2 separate regions of the Homo sapiens genome follow, and region 1 is linked to region 2. The links are chromatin loops, found by intact Hi-C in ENCODE. Cell type or tissue: heart right ventricle. All regions are shown on one strand. Each heading gives the region's core, and the rest is flanking DNA. Links, peaks and the distances in the headings are about the cores only. Region 1 has its middle 29 kb from the start of SGIP1. Region 2 overlaps SGIP1 (SH3GL interacting endocytic adaptor 1).

The links. A loop is a pair of places that touch in the nucleus more often than their neighbours do. Peaks named below come from ENCODE experiments on the same cell type or tissue, not always from the same donor. Only the 100,000 strongest peaks of a DNase experiment are listed, where the experiment ranks them.
Region 1: a loop joins it to region 2, with 2.4 times the contacts of the local background. A loop is called at or near these places in 16 of 110 quality-filtered maps.

Annotation. Positions count from the first base shown.
Region 1 is chr1:66,499,957-66,510,851 of GRCh38, forward strand. No RefSeq gene overlaps it. Among named protein-coding and RNA genes, the nearest start is that of SGIP1, 29 kb to the right of the region's middle. In heart right ventricle, for the core only: CTCF peaks have their summits at 4,087 and 4,292; a DNase peak (open chromatin) is centred at 4,095; H3K27ac peaks cover 417 bases.
Region 2 is chr1:66,721,649-66,732,543 of GRCh38, forward strand. SGIP1 (SH3GL interacting endocytic adaptor 1) reads left to right here. Exons shown (of 25, transcript NM_032291.4): 20 at 7,616-7,771. Among named protein-coding and RNA genes, the nearest start is that of DYNLT5, 25 kb to the right of the region's middle. In heart right ventricle, for the core only: CTCF peaks have their summits at 4,602 (motif pointing left) and 4,828; a DNase peak (open chromatin) is centred at 4,443; H3K27ac peaks cover 1,865 bases.

The DNA.
Region 1 (10,895 bases), core at 1,011-9,010, 220 kb before region 2:
AGATGTTGGAGTAAGATTCAGTAAAAGATGCTATAACAACTGAAGTTCTCTAAAAAGAAATAAAAGTGAATTCTTACCTCACATGATACGTAAAAATCACTCCCAAATGGAATAGAGTCTGAAATATGGAAAGAAAACCTTTAAACACCTAGAATATATTGGAAAATATCTTTATGTACTCAAGTTAGGAATAGAGTTATTAAATAAGACACAGTCATAAACACAAAGGGAAAGTAAACAATAACTCTACTACATTAAAATTGAACACATCTGTTCACAAAAGACACAACACATGTGAAAAGGCGTTGTATAACAGCACAAATATTTATAACACGTAATCAATAAAAGAATTATCCTCAAAATATATAAATGACAATTATAAATCTGTAAGAAAAAAATAACCCAACAGTCCAAAAGAGATGAACAGGCAAATCTCAGAGGAGGAAACTTATGAAAAGAGGTTCAATCTCATCTCTAACTTGCATTCCAGGGAAATAAAAACTAAAACCGTTCCTCACATAGGCAAATGTTACAACATCTGCTACCACCAAATGCTGAAGAGGATGTGGGCAAGGAGAAAAGGGTATACATCTCTTGTGGGCAAATACAGTGGTAGAACCACTTTTGAGGACAATTCAGCAATATTTAGTAAAATCAAAACTAAGCATACCCTATAATTCAGTAATCCAACTCATATATATATATATATATATACACACTTAAACACATTTTAATGGGCATACAGAGACATGTACAAGAATTTTCATACAAATACTTTTGTAATAATAATTGAAGAAAGCCTAAATATTCATCTATAGGAAAAGAAGTATATAATTTAACCGCAGTGAAAATAAATGAATAAGAGCATCACAAATAAATATGGATGATTCTCACAATCATAATAATTAGATAAAAGATTAAGTTGCAAAAGAATGTATATAAATGTGTGTATGAACACAAATACCTATATATAAAATGAGATGCCATTAATATCAAGCTAAAATAAAACCATTGTTAATGGGAACATACAAATGAAATTTTAAAAAAGTATTTTTAAGGAATTGGAATTTCAAGCCCAAATTTGGGACAGTATTTCTATGTGGGTGGCGGCATAATGTGGGGAAGGTGATACACAGAAATACCATCGATTTTGGTAACATTTCATTTCTTAAGTTTATTATGATAGATTTGTACCTTTCATATATTTTAAATACTGTATAACACATTAAAAGGTCTGTTACATCCAAATTATTACAAACAAGTAAAACTTTATTAGCAGTCATTATCTTCTTCCTAGCCATCATTTATCATTTCCCATAATTACTTTTATCATTTTTCAGAAGCATAATCTTCCTAAAAATATAGTTGTTTACATTTCAAATGGGTAGAGGCAGACTATGTTGTAGAAAAACTTGATTGAAAGAGGGTCTTTATTTCTTTACATTGAATGGCAACAAAATGCAACAGATAAATCTTTCACATGACAGACCAAAGAAATTTTTCCTTAATAAGAATGACCATAATTAATCATCTAAATGGGAACACTTTTGAGAAAGAAATAGAGAAATATTAAGTTAAATTAAATTAAATGGAGAAATAATAAATGGGGCAAATGAAGTGGAAAGAGGCACTGTCCGAGACAAACTTACTCTTAGTTGATCATTTCACTAACCAATGCCCTTTGCTTCCGTCACTGATTGCTAACCTGGGCTTTCTTCTTAGCACACAAAAGTACCTGAATAAACAATATATTTTGTGTCCCTGTCATAGTTTTCCCTTTATAAGGGCTAATTCCTAGATTTCCGTTTCTGATAAATTGTTGAGCGATCTGGAGAAAAAATTTCTGGTATATATCACCAAACAGTGCTTGATAAGTGTTTTAAAGATACAGTTGAGCTGGAGAAAAGTAAGGTCAGAAAAAGTGAATGCCAGAACAGACAAGAAAGTGGGAAACAAGAGAGATAAAGGAGTTCTTTGCCTTGAAAGTGGCTTTGGTCCTTAATGCTTCAACTGGGAGACCAGAGACCAAGTGGGAGGATGGTCCAGAAACCACTTTTTCCATCTGGGACATGAAAAATGATATCCTCAAGGAGTAATTAGAGGAAAGATGCTCTTTAGTGAAGATATTTGTCTTCTCCACATTGACCGTGAGAAGAAAGAGAAAAAGAAAATAAATCTCTGAGTGTTCTCAAACACAAGCCATCTGTCACATGACTTTGGGCAAGATTTCACACTTCAGTGTGGCCAGTGAACTTGAAATTTAAACAATTTAAAAAATTTAGTTGAAAGTAGTCCCATGGTGGTAGTGTTTGGTGGTAACTTACTGACAGAACATAAATAGATCCTTTTTAGGGAAAATTACATTTAATCACATTAAATCACCCACAGAAAAAGTGATACAGATAAGATTTCCAGTCATATGAGCTCAGAAGTCATATGAAGCAAGAGTGAGCAGAAACAATAAACTGCAGAGTTAGATCTGATAAGATTTATAGATTAAAATTAGTAGGTATTTTTAAAGGCTGTTTAATATGCTTAAAGAACCAAGGGAGTATTAAATAATGACCAAGAAGATGTGAAAAGGAAACAAAACTTTTAGAAATGAGAAATATAATAACTAAAATTAGAACTCGGTGGACAGGCAGAATAGAATATTAGACAAAGCTAAAGATAGAGAATTAAAGGCTATGAAAATTTCACAGATTGCATTACAGATTATTTTATTTTTAATCTTTTTTTTATTCCAGCATACACTTGTAAACAACTCATGGATCAAGTAAGAACTCATAATGGAAAACAAAATACTGAATGTAAAAACTAAAACACTGGTGGGGTCCAGCCAAAGCTGTATTTAAAGGAATTGTGTACTGTAAATGGTAATACTGGGAAATAAAAAGAAGGAAGGCTTAAAATACATGAGCCATGCATTCACCTTAAGAAGTTAGAATGAAAACAAGAGAATAAACCCAAGGAAAGTAGAAGAAAGGGTATTTATTATAAAAATAAAATCAAAAATGGATTGAATAGACAACAAAGATACAATAGAGAAGTTTGGCAAACCAAATTCAGTAATGTATAACAAAATGAATATGTAATATCTGTGTGGAATTTATATCAGCTATTCAAGATTTAAAATGTTAAAAAGCCAAGTAATGTAATTGGACACCTTATGTTCTTAAGAAAGGAGAAAAAAGTATGAAAATCTCAGTAGATGTGGGAAACGCACTCAATAGAATGTAACCCCCATTTATGATGATAAACTGAGAAACAAAGGGAATTTTCTTAATCTGATATTGATTTGCTCTTTAAACTCTATGAGGAAATATCATATTCAATGTGGTACTTACCATTGCTTCATTTTATAGTAGAGACCAACTTATACTGTAATAATATAAACTCCTGCAAGGAAATGTGTTTTCTGTATGGGTACTAGGTATACTGGGTCGCATTTTAACATAACAATAAATAGTTAACTTTTCCACTGGACAAATAAACCTTGAGATACATGATTATTGGAACAGGACAATAATACAGGACCTTGCATCTAATTAGTAAGGTGGGTTCAAAAATTGCATGATGCACCATGGAAAATCTTTCTCATTTTATGAGAATGACATTTGAAAAAAATTGAAAAAAAATTGTTACTTGGCTGTTTCTAGAATTATCCTTTCTAGATTAAAAACAAAAACAAACAAAACTTCCACTTATGATCTCTGAAGGCAGAGAGAACTGGGCTAAAATTCTAATTCTTCCTTTTACTAGCTATTTACTCTTTGGAAGATACTTAAACTGCCTGTTTCTCAGTTTATCTGTAAAATGGGAATGATCACATCTGTATCATAAGGTGTTATACAAATTAAAGAAACACAGAATTTACCATGCACCCGGCACAAGGTCAAAGCTCAACAAATAGATAACAAATTCATATCTATTTGTATTTCCATGTCTATTTCTCTTTTGGAGTAGCTCAGACTTTAAAATCCTACTTACACATTCCTGATTTTATATTTAGCTGCACATTGGGAAATGAAGGCAAAAAGTCTGCATCTAAGACTAGGACTGAGTATTAAAGGTGGAACAGCACCCTCCTGAGGACAAAGTGGATTTGACAGCCATTGTCACCTCAAGAGTCCTTAGACGGTAGCTAGCTGCCACTTGCCTTGGGAACCAGAACCAGCAACATAATTGGCAAGGCTCAGGGCAGAATAAAAATATGGTGCCCTTTGTTTAAAAAGTATCTAGAATTTTGAGACAGCAATAACAGAGCATTAAGCCAAGCAAAGGACCCCTTGAGCTATAGGGTGTTTTGTTACTCCATGGTTGCATGCCCATAAAGCATCTCTCTCCATTTTCACTCATAGAGAAACAGGATTTGGTTCTTATTATTAAACCAAAAGATCTCTTATGTATGATCTTTAGTCAGTAAAACTTAGTTTCAGTTTGGTGTTTTGCTGGAAGACATATCCGGACAGTCAGTTTCCTTCCACTGGGTGTTTTTTTTTTCTTTCTGTAAACAAACTTTATTTGCATTCTCTTATTAACATTAAAGGTTTACTGAGTTTAGTAAGAATAAAAACTCTCTGTAAATGTAATTACTTTTAGAATTTATTTCCTTTTAAAAGTGTTCCTAAAGGAATTCCTGAAACACATCAAATTTTTCAGATCGTTACCTCTGAGGAAAGGCAGAAGTGATGAGAATTTTGGAGGAGAACATGGGAGAAGAGCTTCGACTCTACCTATAATATTTTATTTCCAAATCTAAATACATATTAAAATTCAATAAAGCTGGGTGGTAGGCATACATATAATATATTCAACTCTGTAAGCTTCTGCCTTTGCAATTTTTTATGATAAAAGTATTTCCAAAAATCCTAAACTAATTATGGTCTTTAAATATAATTTGGGGGAGTTAAAAAAAGAATCTGAATTTAAGTTCTGCCATGCAGTGTGGCTGCATGAACTTGGCCACGTTCCTTTAACTCCTTGAGCTTCCATTCTCTTATAAATTGAGAGGGTTGAACATATAATCTTTAAAGCCCCTTTTAGGCTATTAATCTTTACTTCCATGAAACAAACAATATATTTAGAACATAATTTGATATAAGTTACAATTTCTCAATGTGCATAATTAATTGTGAAGTGGTGGGGCAGTGGGGTAAAACTTGGTAAACCTAAAGTCTAACTGAAAAGAGAATACAGTATGTGGGTATTTTTCCTTCTCTCAACTTTGCTTTTAAGAGAAACAGGCTAACCATGAAAACAAAAACAAACAAACAAAAACACATCAAAAGCCTCATGTCAAATATTCAGAAGTTTCCATTTTTTTGTTGTTATTGTTGTTGTTGTTTGTGGTTTTTTGTTTGTTTGTTTTAGAGACGGAGTCTTGCTCTGTTGCTCAGGCTGGAGTGCAATGATGCAATCTTGGCTCACTGCAACCTCCGCGGTTCAAGTGAATCTCCTGCCTCAGCCTCCCAAGTAGCTGGGATTATAGGCACCCATCACCACGCCTGGCTAATTTTTGTATTTTTAGTAGAGATGGGGTTTCACCATGTTGACCAGGCTGGTCTTGAACTCCTGACTTCAAGGGATCTGCCCGCCTCAGCCTCCGGAAGTGCTGGGATTACAGGCGTGAGCCACCTCGCCCAGCCTATTTCAATTTTTAAGGTAGAAAATTTGAAACTTTCAGCTGCGTGTGGTGGCATGTGCCTGTATTCCCAGCTACTTGGGAAGCTGCAACGGAAAGATTGCTTGAGCCTAGGAGTTTGAGGCTGCAGTGAGCTATGACCATGATGCTGCACTTCAGCCAGGGCAACAGAGCAAACTTAAAACAACCTTTGCAAAGATTATGACAGTGAAAGAAGTCTAGCACAGCTGACTCCACAGGCTGGCTTCTAGCCCCACAGGCTGGCTGTCCTCACTCATTCCTGGGTGTAGGCCAAGCTAACCATGGGAGGAATTTAGTTTATAGTTTAACTTTAATGTAAGGATGATTGATAATAGTCCCTTACTAAAACTGATCCCCTCCTGTTCAGGAATGGAAACCACCTTTGTCTGAATTTTTGGCATGAAAGAACAATGATTAGAATTACGGGAGGGGCCTGAATTCTGCTAAAATGTAGGTGTAGCTAAACAATAACCAGCCATTGTCCCTAGCTTGTTTTTCTATAATCTCTTAATGCTCAGGAATCATATGGCCAGAAGTCACAAGATTTGTGACTTTGCCAATTTCTCCTATAGATAACATCACTATTGTAAAACTTAAGATTGGTCTTTTGAGATATTTTTCAGACTTTTGCATTCTGGCAACTCACCCGACTGAGACCAGTGACTCATGACTCAGCTGGTCCTGTGTTTCCCACCCAGAGGTGGACTCAGCGCATGAGGACCATCCGTTTTCCACATTCCTATGATTTCATCACCAACCAATCAGCAGCACCCATCCTCTAGCTCCAAATTGCCCATAAAAGCCCTAGCCTCTGAGTTCTCGAAGAGGCTGATTTGAGTAATAATAAACTCCTATTCTACCACTTGGCTGGCTTTGCATTAATTAAACTCTACTGCAATAATGCTATCTCAGTGAATTGGGCTTATCTATGCCACAGGCAAGAAGAATCTGTCATATGATTACAAGACCATGTTAAAAAAAAAAAGAAAGAAAATTTGAAACCTCTATTTCCAAATATTAGGAACTTGGAAAAATATGCACAAAGCTAGGATTTCTAGTAAGGTGGGGTTCATATACTTTCCTGATACACTTTCCTGATACAGTTTTCCGTGTCAAGAGAGATAAGTCACTAGGTGATAAGCTAGATGTGATTAGGAGGGGGTGGTGAAGACTGTGACAAACTAGAAAGAGTATGTCCTAATTGGATAGTCAGCATTTAGCTTTAGTTTATTATTCCCATGTGTCAGTTTGAGGCTGACATTAACAAAGCTTCCCATTTTCCAAAAGAAGACCCAGAAACCAGAAGATACAGAAACCTGGACTTTTGGATATTTTTCGTAGTTTTTATTTGTTGGTAAATCATGCAGATCTTTTCTTAGAAGTGAGTTGTCTATCAGATAAAAACATCAAAGGGCTCAATTTAATTCATACTATTAATGTTTTACTGACTTCTGGGCTTAAGTGTGTTTGTTGGTTATGTTCTGTTTTGAGGTTTTCAGTAACATTATTATCATGTCTACAGGAATTGAAGCTATTAGTTACTGAGCCCCAGGTTATTACCCCATACACACATTTTTCTGGTGACTTCAGCTCCTAGTTCATTCTCATGCTGTCTGTACTACTTATTATATCTGCACTCTTGGTGATTTCAACATATGCATATGTGATACTTTCACAGCCTGGCTGCTCAGATCCTTAATGTCTGCCCCCCAAAGATCTTGCTGTTCACCCTACTGCAGCAACCTTACTCCCCAGATCACATGGTAGATGTCAAGACTCCTAACTTCAATCCGGCCATAACCCCACCCCACTCTCTGATCACCATCTTTCATCTTTCCAGTTTATTCCCTCTACCCTGACTGCTGGTTCCAATGTCTTTTGACTCTTCAAGTCACCTACCTTCAATTGACCATTCTACCTTTTTACTATCCCTTTGAGGAAAGAAAAGAACTTTCATATGAGCAATTGAGCCCTTTCAAATTATCAGACTTGGAGAGGCATTAAAATGAGACAGCAATCATGTCCTACTTCCTCCCTTAGAGCTATGCATTAATCTCTGGAAACTGCATGCTATTGCACCAAGTAGCTATTAATTAACCTAATAAGGCTGCACCGGACACTACAACCCATACCCTATAGGTTAACAATGTGTAGCCAATCACTAATCAATGTTATTTCTATAAAACAATGAGAATTCCTGACAAACCACTTTGCACCAGCCCACTCCTGTACCCGCTTTTATTTGCCTTTAAAAATCTGCTTGTAACAAACAGAGCTTATATCCAAGGTTACCCGGGTCTGAGTCTTCTGGGCAGCTATCCTCACTTTGGCTCAAGTGAACTCTTTAAATCACATTTTGTGCTTTAGCCTCTTTCTTTTAGGTTAACACCTTAATGCCCCAATATCCTCTCTTGCTTCTTATCCAGTTACAAATTCCAATGTCAATATTTATAGTCACTTACTTGCACATATTCAATTCCGTACCCATCTCTCTCTTTATTTTACCTGAAGGCAAAACCAGAATCCTGGCTAAATCCAAATCTCCAGTATTCCACATCTGCATTTCAGCTGGGAGCGTCTAGGGGAAAACATTCAGCTATGCCAATGGCAGTCACCTTAAATTCCTGACTGGAACCACAAAGGGGACCCTTAATTTTTTCAGATAATTGCCCTATATTTCTCTAGTTTACTATGAGGTAAATGCTAGTAGTAAGAGGTACATATGTACAATAGAAAAAAGAGAGAGAATATTATCATCAGAGAGTGGTGAGAAGATTATGAATATTGCAAATGAATGAATTTGCAGTATGGTAAGAAGGAAAGATTTTTGAAGGACAAAAACTAAATCATGCCATCAACAGTAAGCACAGTGCTTCAGCAAGACATAAAGAAGTGTTAAGGGCAGAATGGATAACCTTCTAAGTGTGGCTTGAGAATCAGCATCCATACTGGAAGCCCGCTAGCTTAATATTCACTGAGGAGAAGGATCAACGTTTGTTAAAGCCCTAAAGACAAAGCAAGGTGAAAATGCTATTGCTGAGCGTTTTAGTGCAGCTCTTGAATGTGCAATGGTTCAAGGCCTATTGATCCCTGCACATCACCAAAAGAGTAATGATGAGGCCAACAGACACTGGGGCATTCTGGGGCTGCCCTGGAGAGCATGAGTTGTGTGGGTGAGGAGAGGAGAAGATTATCGGCTTTTGCTAATTTTTAATGCAGATGAAACTGATCTAACTGTTCTATTTTGGGAAACGTTACCTGAGAGAATAACCATCAATTAGGTAGAAATTTGATCCCCGTTTTAAAACTGCGAAGAGACTGCGAAGGGCCAAATCAAACTATAATTTGGTTGGAACTGCATCAAAGTAATACATGTGAGACCCCTTTCCAACACTTTAGAGTTATAAGCAAATGGACGCAGGAGTAACTTTTTAGAAACTGATCTGCTTTATATTTTAAAAAGGAAAACTTCTATAATTAAATAACAACAATGACAAAACAATCACTTTGGGGTTATATTTAGTCATTTATAACAATAGACTGAAATCTTGAGGGAAAAAACTATATCTTCTGTTCTTTTATTCCTAGCCCTAGAAAATTCTATTAAAGCAAACGCTCAGAAAATATATGTAGATTAAATAAATCACTGAAAATAAATCATAAGACAGGTATCCTTAGATATCAGCCAAAAAAAATCCCAGGAATGTACATATTTTTAGACTATAACTAGAAACTTTTAAAATACCTTTTTTGAAAGATTTTTAAGTTTAAGAGAAGGGAAAAAAATGGGTGTTAGAACTCCTTCTCAGTTAATTAAAATTCTTATTTTCTCTGAGCATTTTCGCTAATTGGTAGGAGAGGGCAAGATGGCTGACTAGACACAGACAAGTAGAACAGCTACCACCAAGGGACCGAAACTACTGGAACACTCCTAACAGATCTTCAGAGGGGAAGCACGGAGAGTAGACAGAGGGAAGACACAGAAGCTGGGGTGAAGGGGGAGGAAGCCGGGAACCCTCCATAGGGCTACCGTGGGCTGGGACTCATTCCTGGCCCCCAACAGCTCTTGGGGAACAGGTGAGTTGAACTGGGGAGGAACAACCCACTCTCACCATGGGCCTCTGGAATCCCGGCAGGAGGAGACCCCCTCAACCACCTTGGACACTCAAATTAACAGGGAGAGCTGCTTAGAGAAGTGGGAGGGGCAGCGGACCAGCTGTCCTGAAGCCCAAAGGGTTTGGTGCAGGAGCATCTGTAATGGAGCGGCTGCCAGAGATGGCCGTCCCCCTAGGCTTGACTTGCTCCCAAAGGAGACTTTATCCTTAGGGGAACTATGGGACATGAACTCTGCAGAGCAGTCTTGCCCATTAGGCTGGGTGGTCTGACCTGAGCACCTCTTGGTCTGCTGACCTCTCCCAAGGCCCCAGCATTGCTGGGCCTGCTTGCAGGGCAGCCTTTGGTGCCCTGAGGGCCCACATCATAGCTCCTGCACTGGTGGGCCGTGCCTGACCAGCAGAGAGCTCCAGTGGGGTGGTCCTCACCACTGCACACCAGCCCAGCCCACCTTCTCCCTCCCAAAACTGCAGCTTCCCCCAGGTCCAAAGCAACCGTCCACATTGTTTGCAAAACACGGGTGAGCAGGTTTTGCCTTCCTTGCCCCTCCTGCGTGTGTGTGTGTGTGTGTGTGTATGTGTGTGTGTGCACCCTGCCCTGTCACTGCTGCAGCAGTGGAGCAGTCCATCCCCACCATCAACTGCCATTGCAGTGGGAGCTTTGACGTGCAGAGCCAGCCAGCCCTGCCCCTGACAGCACCCACCCCTTACGCCAATACCACTAGGGGAGTGAAACGAGGCACAGAAAAGAGTGGATCCTCCCACGCCCTAAGAAATCAACCTTGCCTACAGTGCACAGAGAGGGCACACAGACCTGCACCCACCAGTGCCCCACCCCTGTGCCACCACCACCACCAGCATGACCTTGCACACAACTGCCAGCAGGGCCCCTGGCCTCCAGGATTGCCTCCAGGATTGTGGTGAACCCAGGCACAGAGGCAGGCACTCTAGCGCCCTGCTGCAGCCAATGAGCATTCGCCTCCCCACTGCCACTGAGGCTGCTGCTGGCACGTGCAAATGAGGATGGATCCTGCTGTCACTGCAGTATGAAACACTTTGCCTGACACCACCCATTGGAGGGTAATGACCAGCAGTCTGGGAGTACCTCACCCCTGGAC
Region 2 (10,895 bases), core at 1,078-9,077:
TCTGCCCACCTTGGCCTCCCAAAGAGCTAGGATTACAGGCGTGAGCCACTGTGCCTGGCCAGAATTGCCCTTTTGAAAAATAAGAGTAGTCAGGAGTGAATGTATATACCTGAGTGAAAACCGCTGGGGATCACACAAGAATGAATTCATCTTTGTCTGCTTCCTAATTGGCTTTCATTCATTCATCCACTAATTTATTCAGAGAGATCTAATTGGTCTCCCTTCTTCCGCTTTTGCACCCCTACAAAGTCTCAACATATCATGTCACTCTTCTGCTCAAAATCCTCCCATCTTGTTCAAAGTAAAAACAAAATGCTTCATAATACTCTTACAAGACCCTCCATGATCTGCCCTTCGAGACTCCCCCAGCCTCACCCCGTGGCCGTGTCTCTGATCCCATCTCCATCACTCCTTTCCTTATCCCTGACCGTGCCTCCAACCCTCACCTCCATATTCACTCCACTCTAGCCACATGGCCTCATGGCGTCTCTCTTCCATCACCCCAACCCACCTGCACCTCATGGGTTTTCATTTGCTTCACTTTCTGCCTTCGTGAAATCTTCTCCTAGGTTCTGAGTGACTTGTCCCCTCATTCCCTTCATGATTCTTCAGTAAATTTATCAAAGAGACCTTCTTTGTCCATCCTATATAAAATAACAACACCGCTCCCCACCCCGTCAACATTTTCTTCCTCTTTACCTCATGTTCTCTGTCTCCATAGCCCTTCTCTCTAACATCTTTTATGTTGTTGTTGTCCATTATTTGTCTTCTCCCCCACTAGAATGTAAATACCATGAGAGCTGGATTTTGCCTGTTTGGTTCACTGTTGTGTCCTCAGCTAAACAGGACAAGGCATATTTGCTGAACAAGTTGAATTGAATTACTCACCTAATATTTACAAAATGGCTACTATGTACCTGCCATTGTGCTAGACAGGAGATATATTGGCGATAAAGACAGCTCATATGGAAAATAGGACTTGTGCATAAATATAATACCAAGTGCACCAGAGAACAGGTGTAAATATGGTGCAGTGGGAGTTAAGAAGCCGTTATTAACGTATTTTTTAATTCCAATAAGTGGTACAGCAGCCTGTCCCATCGGCCTGTCACAATATAAGCCAGGGTTTTCATCCTGGTTCAGTTTCCCAATACACTATGACAGGCGTGTAGGGTAGTCTGCACCTGTAAGCTTGATGTCTGCGGCCTTGGCATTCCAATGACATGGCACTTGAGCCAAATTAATATTAGTGTTTTTCCTATACCCTTCTAAATTAACTGAGTCTTTGACTTGTGGATGTATATGGAATCTGTTTTTAATTTTATTGCCATAAATAGTTGTAGGATATCCTCTATGCTGGTAGGTGGGAGATCCAATTTATTTCATTAAAATTTTGAAATCAGAAACTTATAAATGAATCATGAAATGACACTCATATATTTAATTTCATCTTCAGCAACCATTTTAATTGCTCTTCCTTTATCACTCACTTTCAAGGAAACAACTCAAGTTCTATCACCAGGTGGAAATAATGCCAGCCAAGGTACCAAACAGAGAAATGATGCAGCAAAGGCATTTGGATTTGATTTTGTCTATAGTTCCCTGTCATCCTGCATCAAAGCCATTTGTTCTCAGACCATCCATTGGGAACAGAAATCTACTATCTTAATTTTTATATACTATGATATGTAACCCATTTAAATATAGTTATACTGTAAATATTCGGAGCACCCATAACAGGTATTCTGACATGTAAGACTTTCTCAGTAGCTCACAGGCAGCAAATTCCTTACCTTTGCTACTGATTGGGGAAACACATCTCCCGCTATTAGTTCCTATTTAAAGAACATTGGTGCTTAAAAACAAGGGTCAGAGATTAACTCTCTAATTCCCTAGAAAAGCTTAGGTTACTCGGCTCTCTCTTATCCTTCTTTTATCATCACATTTTAATTATTTATTCAGTATCTGTCTTCCAGTTTAAACTAGAAATTTGCACAAGGACCATTTGTCCAATTTGTCACTGCCAAATCTAGCACATTACATTGTGCCTGGTATATTGTGTAGGCACCCTATAAATAAATAAATAAATGTATGAATTTATTTTTTAAACAATGAGTTCTTACTCTGAGTTCTACATTATGCACCGTTGCCTTCCCAGAACCTATGACCCAGAACTTGTCTTCACAATAGTAGATAAGATGTGCGTGAAACTGCAACATAATTTCCTAGAAAAAGATCTGTACCTATCTCCAAGCAAACCCAGAGAAAGGAGAAACCAAGGAAGGCTAAATGGAGAGGATATTAAGAAATGTTTCGGAAAGGCCTTCTTTTGAACTTAGTCTTGTAATATGAAAAGCAGTACATAAGCCAAAGAAAGGGAATTGTAAAGAAAAGAAGAGAAGCTACATCTACACAGATGTACACTGAGAAACAGACCTAGGGGTTTTGTTAGCAGTACATATAAATTGTATTTTATGAGAGAGATGCATCTCTGATGACCTCACACATTCCCTGAACAAAACTGGCCAGTGTTTCTGTGACCAGCTAGGGAAAATCCAGTGTATAAGTCACTTGGCTGGTTGACTTTGAAGTTTTGCCATTTTTTGACAAATGTTTCATTTGTGAGGATTCACATGATTTCTTATTTTATTCATGAAGTAAGCATCTATTCATATTTCCATCTCACATTATTTCCACCATTCAAACTCACATGAAATGTAGCCACCTTGCATACTGGTAGGAAAAATCCTTAAGTTAAAAAAAATTCTTTGGTGAGTATAGAAAATATTAAATTTTTATATAGAAAATTTCAGGTCAATTTAGACACTGGATGGATTAATAAGTCAGCAAAAGTTCTGGCTCTGACAGTTGTGATGCTGAAATGTAATTGAGGCCTCAGTGCTTCTTACACAGGACTACGTGGACTACTTCTCCCACCTTCTACCCAACACTGTAAGCCCTTTGAAAGCAGAGGCTATTTTGCTCATTTTTAAATTACCACCCCACTGGAAAAAATAACAAGAACAACTTGCATAGTTAGGAGTGAATAGACAGATGCCTGTTGAGTTAATAAATGCCACCTCCTCCCCTGTCTGACTTGCTTTCAAAACAGAAACTTTATCTCCTACCAAGACACCATTTAGATCTCATTTTGAGCAACTTGGCAAGAAAACTGAGAAAATTCCCTACCAGTTAAAGAACAGTTGAGCCACCACTGCTAATAACAATATTCTAAGTGATGGTAGGTGCTGAAATCTAATTTTATAAGTGCTCTAATTGTTTTCTAATAGCTGCCAAACAATATTCTACATGTCCACATATGGACAAATATCAAGAGTAGACTCAGCTTGAGGGGAAATCAAGGTTCAGAACCAATTTGGCACTAGTATACAAACAGGGTTAATGGATCTAAAAGGTAGAGAAGGAAGACAGCAGTTTGCTCCCAAACTGGGAGGTCAGCAGTGTTCTCCAGGAGAGATGGAAATGCAAACTTCCAGAAACCAAAAATCCCATTCAGAGCACTACAAAGTTATGGATTTAACACCTGAGTGAGGGAGGCTCACATGGCATCTTTAAGAAGCTCATCTGCTCCCAATCTCTGCCCCAAACCCAGCCTTATACCTACAAGGTTATAGCAGTTCCTCATTTAAGCTATTTTGAATGTATGCCAGACAGCACCTCACCTGAACCATGTGTGTTTCATCCATTAGAGTTACACAATATCCAAGGTGACTGTAGGACAACGTGGAGTCTCCATGCTCCAATGTGAGCAAAGTTTTCATTTATTAACATCAATTTCCCCAGAAAGTACATACCTGAACTTAGAGGTGAAGTACTACAAGAGTCAGCTGTGGAGACATTGGAGGAAATCATAAAGAAGCTCACTCACTTTAAGCATTTACTGTGTCCCAAAGAAGAATAAAATCCTTGTGAAATTTCTGCTTTAGCCAAGGTAGAGTAACAGACCAATTTACCCTTCTACCTCAAACAGCTTAAAAATAAGCAAAATATATAAAACAATGACTTGCAAGACACTGGACTTCAGGCGAAGGCAGTGATCCCTAAAAGGGGAGGTGTGCCCTATGATTGCTCCAGCTTACCTGCTTGAGAGTTTTCAGGCCTGGCATAAGGAGAGCCCAGCTGACTTCCAGCTGCTCATGGGAAGGTGTTTCACTGAGGCACTCTACTACAAAACTGGCCGAGGGAATTGCCAGGGGAAGCTAAGGTTGATGGGTGCTGCCGCCACCATGCACTGCAGAAGATGGCAGTGGAGAAGGTGTGAACATGGCAGGAGGCTGGAAAAGAATCCATCTGCATTGCAAGATCTGGGCATTGTGGCAGCCCAGCCAGTTGTACTACATGAGTCAGATGACAGGAAAGCTGTCTGTGCTACCAGGCACTGGCAGAGTTATATGGCTTGCAAAACCTACACTCTGGGGACACTACATGCACTGCAGGAGCCACACACAAGCCTCTTGTAACTTCAACAACCTAGCACTACGTAAGCCTTGTGCATTGCAAGAGCCTGCATTTGCAAGCAGGCTGGAAGGGTGAAGGAAAACCCCTTTCTCCTGCAATGTCTCTCTAGCGCCCTCTACTGACAAAACTAAGCATGGTTCCTGCAGGCAAAGAGAAAAATACAATAAAGATCCGTTAATTTTCTCAGAGCAGTCAGTAAAGGGTGAATTGGAACGGGGAGGCAATGATTGATTTTATATAGACATTGACACGGTGATTATAAACCTCATGTGGAAATTCAAAGGGCCTACCATAGCGAAAACAACTATGAAAAGGAACAAAGTTAGAGGACTAACATTACTTGATTTCAGAACTATCATAAAGCTACTGTAATCAAGACAGTGCAATACTGGCTTAAAAAATAGACCAAATAAATCTATAGAACAGAATGAATCGTGAATCCAGAAATTGACTCACACAGATAAGGGCAATTAGATTTCAACAAAATTTTCAAGGTAATTCGGTGGAGAAAGGACAGTCTTCTCAAAAAAATGATGCTGAAACAACTGGATATTCATATCCACACACACACAAAATGAACTGAGATCCATACTTGACACTATATACATTGTAAGACTAAAATAGGTGAAAATGGGTAATGAAGCTAAATGTAAACTCAAAGATTTTTTTTTAAACTTCTAGAAGAAAATATAAGTGAGACAGTTGCAGTGGCTCATGCCTGTAATTCCAGCAGTTCGGGAGGCCAAGGCAGGAGGACTGCTTGAGGCCAGGAGTTTGAGACTACAGTGAGCTATGCTCACACGACTGCACTCCAGTCTGGGTGACAGAGAAAGATCCTGTCTCAAAAAGGAAAAAGAAAATACAAATGAAACTTTTGTGACCTTCGGTTTGGCAAAGATTTCTTAAATAAGACACCGAAAGAATGACTGGATTAGATATAACCCATAAAAGAATAAATTGATGAATTAAAAACTTCTGCTCTTCAAATGTCCTTTTAAGAGAAAGAAAAAACAAAACAAGCCACAGACTGGGCTGCAAATTATATATCTGATAAATGACATTCCCAGAATGTATAAAGAAACCTTGACATTCAATAAGAGAACAAACAACCCTATTTAAAAACTTGGCAGACAGTTTAAGCAGAGGATAACTGATGACAAGCACATAAAAGATGCTGATGATCCTTAGCCATTATGGAAATGCAAATTAAAACAACAAGAAGATACCACTACTCACCTATGAGAATGGCTAAGATTAAAATGATCAGTTCTACCAAGTGTTGGTGAGAATGTGGAAGAACTAAAACCCTCATGCACAGCTGTATTTTCCACTTTAGAAAACAGTTAGGCAGTTTCTTTGAGAGTCTACACCTATTATGTGAGCTAGTGACTCTCCTCCTGTGTACTTACCAAGAGAAATGACAGGGTATATTCATACTAATACCCGTACACGCGTATTCATTGCACCTTTATTTGTAATAGGCAAAAACTGGAAAGAAGCCAAATGTTCTTCAGTAGGTGAATGTATTTTTTAAAACTGTGGTATACCCATACACTACACAGCCACAAAAAGAAATGAACTATTAGTGCACACAACTACATGAACAAGTCTCAAAATAATTATGTGCAGTGAAAGAAACAAAAAATCACACACCTTACAATTCTGTTATATGAAATTCTAGAAATTGCAAATGAAGTTATAGTGAAGCATATTAACTCTTGCCTAGGGACAGGGAAAGGAGGCAGTGGGAGAGATTACAAAAAGGGATTGCAAAAAAGCATAAGAAAACTTTCAGGGATGATGGAAATGTTCATTTTCTTAATTGTATGATGATTTTACATCATATAATCTCATGGAGTTTTACACTGTATATAAGTTCAGTTTATTATATATCAATTATATCTTCATAAAGCCTTTTTTAAAAAAAAAGAATTGTTTTTCCTTCCACGCTATCATCCCATTGTGTTAACTTATATGACTGAGTTTACAATTTTGACCAAATAGACAAATTAATGGAATGAAGAACTAGTTAAGTGCAAGGCAAAAACTTTACCTCATGAGTACATAAAACAACATGCTAAAGGCATTACTCATGTTACTCGAAGAGCTAAGTAAGACAAGTCCAGGAAATAATGTGATAACATTGTACAATATACTATCTTCAAATATGCTGCCAAAGATTCAGAAATCAAAGTGAGGGAGAACCACCAGAGTAGAGGATTCTATTCATGAGGTGAAGCTATAGACTTCTACAGAAAGAGAAAAGCTGTACTTTTCTTCTTACATTTCAAAACACATAAAACAAAATAGTCACTTTTTAAAATAAGTGCTGACCATTGAGTTCTCAGATAAGTTAGAAATGATACACTGCTGGTGAGAGTGTAAATTAATTCAACCATTGTAGAAAATAGTGTGGTGATTCCTCAAAGAACTAAAAACAGAACTACCCTTTGACCCAGAGATCCCATTACCGGTTATATTCCCAAAGAAATATAAATCATTCTATCATCAAGACACATGCATTGGTATGTTCATTGCAGTACTCTTCACAATAGCTAAGACACAGAGTCAACCTAAACGGCCATCAATGATAGACTAGATAAAGAAAATGTGTTACATATACACCATGGAATACTATGCAGCCATAAAAAAAGAATGAGATCATGTCCTTTGCAGGAACATGGATGGAACTGGAGGCCATTATCCTTCCCAAACCAACACAGGAACAGAAAAACAAACACCACATGTTCTCACTTATAAGTGGGAGCTGAATAATGAGAACATGTTGACAGAAAGAGAGGAACAAAAGAAACTAGGGCCTGCTTGAGGGAGGAGGATGGGAGAAGAGAAAAGTTCAGAAAAAAAAAACTGTCAAATACTATGCTTAGTACCCAGGTGACAAAATAATCTGTACACCAAACCCCCAAGTCACATGTTTACCTATATAACAAACCTGCACATGTACCCCTGAACCTAAAATAGAAGTTAAAGTATTTTTTAATGGAATTGTAAGAGCCTGCCTTTTATCTCTTCTGCTATTTAACATTGCCTCATAAATTGTTTTTCACAGCAGTTTTGATTCAGTGTATTGACATGGATTTTCTCTCTCTTTCCTCTCTGTGTTTTGATATGCCAGATGTATCGTTAAGATTACCGGAGAAATGGTGTTGTCATTTCCTGCTGGCATCACCAGACACTTTGCCAACAACCCGTCCCCAGCTGCTCTGACTTTTCGGGTGATAAATTTCAGCAGGTTAGAACACGTCCTGCCAAACCCCCAACTTCTCTGCTGGTAAATATGATTTTGCATAAATTTTTCAGAGATACATGTGGCTTAGTACTTTGTACTTAGATGAGGGATATATCTTAGCAACAGGGTCGCACTATAGTGAAATTACCACCACTCAGATATATTTGTAGATTCAAGCACAGAACTTTTACCAGCTATCAAAATTTGTTGTGGGTGGTTGTGTGTGAATGTGTGACTGCATATGCATATACGTGTTTTAATGGCCAACTATCTCAAGTGGTTAGAGAGACAGGGTAAGAAAATCTGTATCAGCAACAGTTTGTTCATCGTCTGTTTTACTCATTATCAACAGACAGTGGATGACAATGGTGGGAAATGAGCCAAATAACAAGAATAAAATCCTTTCATTGTATGAGCATCTTTTTATTTTTATTTTATTTTTGAGATAGAGTCTTGCTCTGTTGCCTAGGCTGGAGTGCAGTGGCACCATCTCAGCTCTCTGCAACCTCCGCCTCCTGGGTTCAAGTGGTTCTCCTGCCTCAGCCTCCCAAGTAGCTGAGATTACAGGCGCCCACCACCACACCTGGCTAATTTTTGTATTTTTAGTAGAGATGGGGTTTCGCCATGTTGGCCAGGCTGGTCTCAAACTACTGACCTCAAGTGATCTGCCTGCCTTGGCCTCCCAAAGTGCTGGGATTACAGCCATGAGCCACCACGCCTGGCCTTCTTTTTAAATCAATTGTGTGTGTAGGTGTGACTGTGCATGTGCATATGCATAATAAAGACATCAAATTCAGGTTTAATAGTTAATACAATTTCATTGTAATGATCATTGTTTTGATGGAATTTTACATGTATGACATAAAAGAAACTTATGCAAATATGTTTATATCAATGTAATTTTTCACATTTTCTAACTATTAAACCTGAATTTGATGTCTTTATTATGCATATGCACAGTCACACAAACCCACATGCATGCATGCTATTAAAATGATCAATTATACAAGTTAATTATTTGCAGTGAATGAGCTGAAAGAAGTCTTCTTGACAGCTTCTCCATCAAGTCCTGATGTTCATCTACAAACCTCTCTCTGAAGTGGCCACTTTTTTCTTTACTGCCACCTCCCTTGTCCAAGTGACCACTGTCTTTTCCCCATACCACTGCAATTGCCTTCTCTCCCTGAATCCAATCTTGCCCCTCTCCAATACATTTCAACAGCCAGGTGGTCTTTTGTGAGTAAATCAGGTCTCCTTTGTTCACAACTCCCTGGTGGCTTCGCATTACACCTGTCCCAGAATCTAAACCTGTTACCATTGCCTTTGAGGCCTTGAGTTGTTTACCCTTGTCTGCCTCTCCATTCTCATCTCCCACCATCCTGCCTCAGAATCCTTTTAGCTCCAGCCAGACCTGCCAATCTCAGAAACAGGCTGCATCCTTTCCCACAACAGGGCTTTGTAGTACTTGTTTCCCCTGCCTCGAATACTGTTTCAACCTTCTTCACCTGACTCCAACTCATCCTTTAGTCTCAGCTCTACTCTGCCTCCTGGACTATCCCATTCTCCTCCCCATACCCCCACCAACCAGCCCCAAACTAGTAGCTTGGTGCAAAAGTAATTGCAGTTTCTACCGTTACTTTTAAATGACAAAAACCGTAATTCCTTTTGTGCCAACGTAATAAATTCTGTCCCCTTGTTATTCTCTCTAAAGGTACCCTGTTCTTTTCCTTTGTAGCACTTACTACAGTTAATAATGACATATCTATTTGTGTTTCTTCATTCATCCATCTCCCCCACAAGACTGTGCAAACCGTGAGGGAATGGAAAAAGTCTCTTAATTCGAATTCTTGCTTCAGTTTCCCTCCATTTTTTGGTTGTGCACGTTGAGCCAGTTTATTTTTCAAGGTTCCTCCATCTGAAATTAGGAATTATGTGCCAATATCTTGCCAGTTTGTTTGTAAATATGACTGGTGTCATAGTTACAGCTTTTGTTGCATTGCATTTTTAGGCAGTTATGTTGCCAAGTTCTTAGGCATATGTGCAAAAGTTGTATACATATATTAACATACTGGTCTTATACATAGAATCAAACATCACTCAAAGTGGTTTTGCTTAACAAAATATTATATAGACCCTTAAATTATTATTTACAAAAGTAAAAAAAAAAGAAATAAAATATATCCCATTAATTTGGATCTTATGAACTCTACTTGATCACTGTAACAGGGCTGTGATGAGTGACCCTTTAGTCATCTATAGACTCTTTAGTTTCGTTATGCAGTGCCACTCCACTACCTCAACCACCACAACCATCCCCAGTTTTTTAAAAAGGCATTGTTGACCAAGCATGATTCTAGATTGCAGTACCAGCCTTTAGTGTCTATCATCAGCCAATTGTTTCCTTAATGTTTACTGAAGAAGACTTCATATGTCACCATGGCCCCTGGAGACATTTCAGTTTGCAATCCCTATGACAGGGGCCAAATTGAAATTTACATCTACTTTTTTCTTGTGAAAAAAGTTTGCTTGTAAAAAATATGCGGGAACAATTGTCAACTCAAGTATGAGACTGAAGAATGCTCAAGGCTTCTTGAGCATTTAAGAATTCCATCTCTGTGTAAGCATTTGATTGGCAAAGCTTTCTTGAATATTTATTAAAGCAGGTTCTCTAAGAAATTATCACAGACCTATGACAGCTTATTTTGCTATTAATCTCAGCAAATGTATTTCTTTAAAATAGCATTATATAATTGAGGGTTTCCCAGTTATTCAAATCTACTTAGTACAAATTAATGACATGTTGCTAGATATTAATTCTGAACCTCTATTTTGGCATGGTGTGAAAGTGTTATTTGTAGAACTGATATGGGCTGGAATCTGGCTGTTTCTTATTAGCTGCATGACCTTAAGCAAATTATTTAATTTCACTGACCCTCTGTTACTCTTACCTCCTGCCTGCTTGTATAGCAACAGCTCTGGGAGCTTGGGTAACTTAGATGCTTTTCAATTTAAAAAAACTCAGATAGCCCTTACCAGCATCCCTAGCTCAACTGAAAAGGGGCAAAGTCTTAAGGACCAGGTGTATTTTCCACCCCCTTCCTCCATTTCCAGGGCCAAAGAGCTTTGCCTCATCCTCAATAACTTTATATCCAGGGACAGCAAAACC